2 separate regions of the Homo sapiens genome follow, and region 1 is linked to region 2. A link is a contact called in ENCODE Hi-C or POLR2A ChIA-PET data. All regions are on one chromosome and are shown on one strand. The core of a region is the stretch at or near the end of the contact, and the rest is flanking DNA. Distances in the headings are between cores, read along the strand shown. Region 1 overlaps EBF1 (EBF transcription factor 1). Region 2 overlaps EBF1 (EBF transcription factor 1).

Evidence for each region. A loop is a pair of places that touch in the nucleus more often than their neighbours do. ChIA-PET counts read pairs that join two places held with the same protein, here RNA polymerase II (POLR2A). Pooled maps may share reads with other maps.
Region 1: a loop to region 2 is called in a map with no recorded cell type, with 3 times the contacts of the local background. The contact joins two enhancer-like sites. A Hi-C loop is called at or near these places in 1 of 168 maps with a recorded cell type or tissue (PC-3), 2 of 37 single-sample maps with no recorded cell type and 3 of 50 pooled maps. POLR2A ChIA-PET finds 5 or more read pairs at or near these places in 1 of 52 experiments (activated B cell).

Annotation. Positions count from the first base shown.
Region 1 is chr5:158,897,228-158,900,608 of GRCh38, reverse strand. The region is part of intron 6 of EBF1 (EBF transcription factor 1); the gene reads left to right. Among named protein-coding and RNA genes, the nearest start is that of EBF1, 200 kb to the left of the region's middle. Within about 2 kb of position 2,033, at least 3 of the 41 ENCODE cell types and tissues checked have a DNase peak (open chromatin) inside an H3K27ac peak, as active enhancers do.
Region 2 is chr5:158,847,518-158,850,479 of GRCh38, reverse strand. The region is part of intron 6 of EBF1 (EBF transcription factor 1); the gene reads left to right. Among named protein-coding and RNA genes, the nearest start is that of EBF1, 250 kb to the left of the region's middle. Within about 2 kb of position 1,664, at least 2 of the 41 ENCODE cell types and tissues checked have a DNase peak (open chromatin) inside an H3K27ac peak, as active enhancers do.

The DNA.
Region 1 (3,381 bases), core at 784-3,283, 50 kb before region 2:
AGTGACTAGGGAGCAAGTCAAGGAAGTAGTTAGGGGTCAGTGGGAAACAGGTGGTAGCTGCCTTGTTGAAAAAAACAGAGTTGTACAAATGCTATCAATTTCCGGGCCTCATGCCCATGTCGTTACCAAATCAGAACTGCCTAGAGAGAAAGAGCCCTCCTCCATCTCCGATGACAGTTCTTTTATCATTTTTCCCTCTTCTGAGCTACCTTTAGTGTTAATCAAAATTTGATTTCATTAGGAAGGAAAAAGTAGTAAAAAGTGATAGAGGAGTGGAGACACAGTATAATTTGTTTTGCACCCTCCACTCCCCTCTCCCACCGCCCAGGTCTCCAGGGAGATGGCCTTGAAGATACATTCACATATGCCTCTTGGATCCAGGCATCTTTGTAAAATATAACCCCAGAGGGAAAAACACAAGAACATCTTCTTAGATAAGAACGTGCCAATTCTTCTGGTTCAAAATGTCTTCACGTGAAAAATTTCCTGCAGCGGTAGGAGGAAGCTCACACACAGGACAAGCATGAGACACATCTGGAGGGAGCCCAAGCCGGGAACCCGAGGGCCTGACCATCTGCCAGAGGGCCAGATGCTGCTGCTGGAAGCCTCTTGCCTCCCAGCTTGTCATCTGGGTTCGATGATGCCATCCAAAAGAGGGCCACAGAGTGGGAGGGCGATGAGCAATCCATCTTCTCCCACCCACGGTTCTTAATTGTGTGATGTAGGGGGTGGTAGGAAGAGAAGAGGGTTAAAAAGTTTGCCCACAAAACCGCACCTTTCTCATGGAAATGGCCATCCTAAAACACATGGCTCTGACCACCCAGAACTTTTAGAATATTCCATTCAATATCTCTTCATTTTCCTTCGGTCTAAATAGAATGGATGAAGAGGCTTGGCTGTGTAGTTGTCAGTGGGAGCTGCCATCTTCTGTCAACTTGGGAGTGTATTAAGAGTTTCTAACCAATTGCATTGGTCGTTACATTATAGGATTTCCTATATTGCAAGTGTTCTTCCCGTTAACAGCTTTGGTGTCTGATTTTGGCCAAAGCAGATCATTGGGATTCAGAGGGACATCCTCTTCTTTTTCCATTGCAGAAACAATCAAGAGTCTGTGCACACGGCACTCATAAAAGGAAAATGATCAAAACCACACACACAAAAAGACTATTAAATTCCAGATGAGATTACTGCTTCCTGTGATTCCCACCATTCGGGAATGCCTTTCTGCTTCGTGATTGCCCACTGACAGACTTACACAAGCAAGATGTAAACATAGTAGGATTATCTCTTACACTATCACATATGTTTTATGCTAAATCATTAGACATCTAGGATGGTTTTAGCCATGGCCTGTTTTCAGTGCCAGTGGTGGTATATTTTTGTACTAGTGTACGTGCTTTAACTCACAAGTAATTGCAATATTTTCTAGGCATATGCAAGGCAGAAACTGTTTTATTTTAAAATGGCACCTGTTGGAATAGTTTAATATGTAATTTTCATTTTCACGTAATTATTCAGATACATTATTGAATAACTTACGCATCTTGTATTCAACAATATGGGGAACAGTATACTGTGTGTCTACAGTCTTGGGCTGCTGATAGTTCCTCTGCATTCATTAGAGGAATGACTGGGGCATCTTGGGCTGAAACCTTGTTATCGCTGCTCTTTGTAAGCAGGTTGTGTTGTCACTGTAGGGAGGGAGGGCTGTTTTAAGCTTCGTTCCCACATTTCTTTTTGCAGGGCTGGTAGGACCACCACCTCAGGCAGTCTTTCACTGCCCTGTAACGTGGATCCTTCCTAAATCTTCACTGTTGGATTGTGTGGCAACTTCTGCCTATTAGAGTTGCATCTGCAATAAAAAAGCGAGGTTCCTGAGAGACAAAAAAGATAATCCCCCGCTTAGTGCGTGGATGACAGCCACACTGAGTGCAGTACTACCAGTGGAAAGTCTGAGGTTTTGAAAATAGCAGAAGTGAAGGAAATGAAAATGTGATGTGAATTTATACCCAACAATTGTTTTCTATATTTCTCAGGCTAACAAATGTCCCAGTTAGAAAAACCTCTGGTACTGGGTAGTTTGGAAAAATAAAAGTTGCATTGCAAAAATAAAAAGAAAGATCCCATTCTAAGGTTAGAGCAAATGTTTGAAGGTGGATAGAACTTCCGATTCTGGTTGGTGGTTTATTACATATGCTTCAGGGACTTGGGCACATTTGACTACAATGAGTAATTTCTGAGAAAGGATAGTGAGGGAGAAGAACTTTTCTGTCAGCGTCAGAAATTCTTAAGTCTGATGTCAAATGATTAGTAATGATGTGGAACAGTTGCCAATGCAAATATTGGTAAAAGGAGAGCACCTGGAGATATCAAAAAAGACCAGGGGCTATTCAGACCCAAGATAGATGTCTCTGGTCTTCAGTAGCTAAGTATATATACTATAATAACAGTGCTGCTTTTGATATTTAAAAAAAATGTTTTAAAGACAAAGGGTAAACTTAAAAGTCATGGTTCTTAAATAGCAAGAGATTAGGGTCTTCTGGGGAACAAAACTCCAACAAAAGATTCCCTTTTACACAGTTTTAGAATCAGCAATGATCTTTCAATGGCAAATAGTGATGGCCAGCATTTGTTGAGCCCTCTAGATGCCTCGCCCAGTACCCTTTGTGCATTGTCTCATTTCCTCCTCACAGCAGTCCAGTGGAGGTAGTATTAATATCCCCATTTTCCACTGTCAAAGCTCACACCACTCTTCACTGTTGGAGACAAGACATAATTCTCCATTTCCAAACTAATCATCTTATAAAAGGAAGAAAAAGTGACTTCACCAAAACAGCTGTGGGGGCAGTGGCACAACTTGAACTTGAAGCTAAGTCTTGTGGCTCTTTTTGCCATTGGATGGTGGCTTCTATGAAATTCTGTTGCTTGTGGTTAATTAGTATCATCAACTTGCACAGTTCATTTCTTAGTCACATATGCATGTTAACTGTCCCTTTCAACTAGATGAGAGCAAGAATGATTTTTTTTTTTAACGTTTAAGTTCAGGGCCACATGTGCAGGATGTGCAGGTTTGTTATATAGGTAAACGTGTGTCATGGGGGTTTGTTGTACAGATTATTTCATCATCCAGGTATTAAGCCTAGTACCCATTAGTTATTTTTCCTCATCCTCTCCCTCCTCCAACCCTCCACCCTCTAGAAGGCCCTAGTGTGTGTTGTTTCCCTCTATGTGTCCATGTGTTCTCATCATTTAGCTTCCACTTGTAAGTGAGAACATGCAGTATTTGGTTTTCTGTTTTGTGTTAGTTTGCTAAGGATAATGGCCTCCAGCTCCATCCATGTCCCGCAAAGGACATGATCTCTTTCTTTTTATAGCTGCATA
Region 2 (2,962 bases), core at 415-2,914:
TCTCTCTGCCAGGACAAGTTTCTGAGGTAATTCTGATGAAGACAGCATGAGAACTGTACTTCAATGAACTTTCACAAGGGAAGGGACTGGGTTGTCTGTTGTATGCCTTCTGTTTGGTGCAAAGTAGGTGCTTAGTAAATACTTATTGAATAAGGACAGACTGAATGAATAAATAGATAACCTAAGAAAATAGGCTGAATGAAGAAATAGTAAATCATTAAGAGTTTTAACTAAGGGTTTCAACAAAAGTCAACAGAATGGTCTGTAGAATTTTGGAGAAGAAACTAAACAGACTTTAGTTATATGGCCTTTTATTCCTTTGGGTTACACTTGAATGATGGGAAAACAATGGCAGGTTTAACTTGGAGATAAAAATTTCTCAACATCAAAGTTTAAAATATTAAGTAGGAAGTTAAGGACACCAATGGTGTGGAGCCTTCCCAGTTGATACTCATGTATGAATTATGCAATATGAAACTAATAAATGATGTACATTTTACAGAGTGTGAGATGGATAGCTCTTAACTGTTCACATTTGAGTTAAATGGTAAATCTTAGAGCATAGAAACTTTGAGAAAGCCACTCGTAATCTTTAGTTCCTAATTTATTCCTTGTAGAATGGGGCCAACATCCCTAGGTTCTGTGCTGAATGATATTCACTTGAAGTTTTACAATGCAGTTGTTTGTTATTTCATTAAAGTAGTGCCTATTCATAGAAAAGTCAGAAAATATAGAAGAAAGAAATAATCTTTGTGCTATAATTCAAAGCTAACTGCCATTAATATTTGCAGGTAGTTTAAGTCAGCTGTGTATTCAGTGCTTTGCATGTACAGCTGTGCAAGGAGCTGTCAGGAATGGAAAGGCACTATCAGAAGTCCGTGGTGTCTTGCAGGGGCAGACCATTATACAAGCAACTGCAGGCCTTGCAGTGAAGACCAAGTGTGACAAGTGCTGTAACAGAGTGTAGGTGGCAGGGATTAATTCTAGCTCTGGGTATCTGGGAAGGTTTCATGAGCTCAGTACATTTATACCGCACCTGGAGGGATAAGTGGGATGATGGGAAGCTGAGATGGTGTGGGAGTGAGGGAGGCATTTCAGATCCAGGGAGGCAGCCTATGGTGAAGGCAGGAAGGAGATTTCATGTTCAGGGCACAGGATGTAGCTTGGTGTGACTTAGCAAAGAATGCTGAAAAGTGAAGAGTAGGAGAGCATATTATTGGCATTATTAGGGACTTTGAAAGATTCACTGATCTAGCCCCTGCCAGAACAGCCACAACTGATTAATATTTTAAAAGTATTCAATCTTCCTTGGCAATTACTTGAATACTCTATCATCCTAAGAGTCAAAAGTTTTCCTGGGAATTTGAATGTAAAGAGTTGTCTTCTTTTTTACTTTTCTTTTGGAGAAAAACTTGAACCAAAATCATGGTGCTCTTAGTAAAATTGGTATTGAATGAGAAGCATCACTACATATTGGACTCTCTGGAAAGGTCTGTTGGTTGAGTAAGTGAATGAATGTGTGACAACGAACATTTGTACTTTTTGAAGTCTTGAATCATAAGTTGAGCATCCAGGCAGAACTGTATGCCTCAGTTACTGTGGACTTGAACTTCTTGATCTCTCTCTGACATCTGTCACCTCCACAGGGGAAGTTAATATCGAAACCCTCTGAGTCCTTAGAAGGGAAAAGTGAAATTCTAACGTGAGATTCTAAATGAATCTGCTTTAAAATGCTAAACACATATGTACTGAACAAGGAGATATTAACAGCCTTTCATTTTCAACCCCTGGCTTTCTGTCTGCATGAAACACACACAAAAGTAGTGACTGGTGACTATCATAATTACATATAGTATAATTTAATCCTTATGGTGATGTTCATTGACACTTCCCAAGAGACCCAGATTACATTGGTTTTGTTTTGGCCACTGTTCTCCATATTTGGGTTGGTTCTGTTACCAGATCACCCACTGGTCTTTCATTATGGTTAAAATGCATTTGAGGGATCACAAATAGGGTGAGAGTGGTTGGGAGCAAACTCAAAAAATATTAAAATTTATAATTGGCTATAATCTAGTGAAAGTGTTGGCATTTCTAGTGAAATGATTATGCTGGCTTCAGTTGTAATTTTGAATGAATCTGGTGATGATAATAAGAATATAACCAGAATGGTCAATGATCCCACGATATATATATAACATGTAAAGAATATAGTTTAATGGATGTGGGCTTTGGAGTCAAACTGCCTATGTTCAAATCTCAGCTCCACTTGTTACTAGATGGGAAACCTTGGGCAAATTACCTTACCTCTTGGTAGCATTATCTGTAAAATGAGAAAAGAAGTAGAATCTCATAGGACTGTTGTACAGAGTAAACTGATACATGCAAAGCACTCAGGACACGGCCTTACACATGGTGCAGTGCTTGTGTTTGCTGTAGTAACTGCTAAGTTGAGGAGCTGAGGCTCCTTCTGCCTCATTTTTTATGCTTGGCTTTGTGGGGTGGGTCGCTGTTACTGAAGCAAAGTTGCCACCTGCCTGTGCATCCTTTTCAGCCTGGGGAAAGATTTACACCAGTAATCCAGAAGTGCAAGTCCTGATACCTTTGCTCAAAACCTGTCCCTTGGTCTGCAGGAACTCTGTGGCCATGATTCCCAGTAGAAATTTGGTTCCTTGTAATGGAAACAGTTTAAAACAAATGTGTCCTCAGTCTGTCCCCAGTTCCAAGAAGGACAGACGGACACTTGGTTTTGTGATCTGCCTCATTTCTGCCACATTTCAAATCATTAGGATGACTTCAAATATTCGCCCAGGGCCAGAGTTTGCACCTTAATATGTTTTGGCAAGAAACACTTGGCATTTGAGTAATCTGTGTAAAAGAACATCCGTGAGGATAAACATCTTCTCTACCACACATGAACTTAGAATTCTTTCTCTCTTAAATTTCCAGTCAGACATTGCTA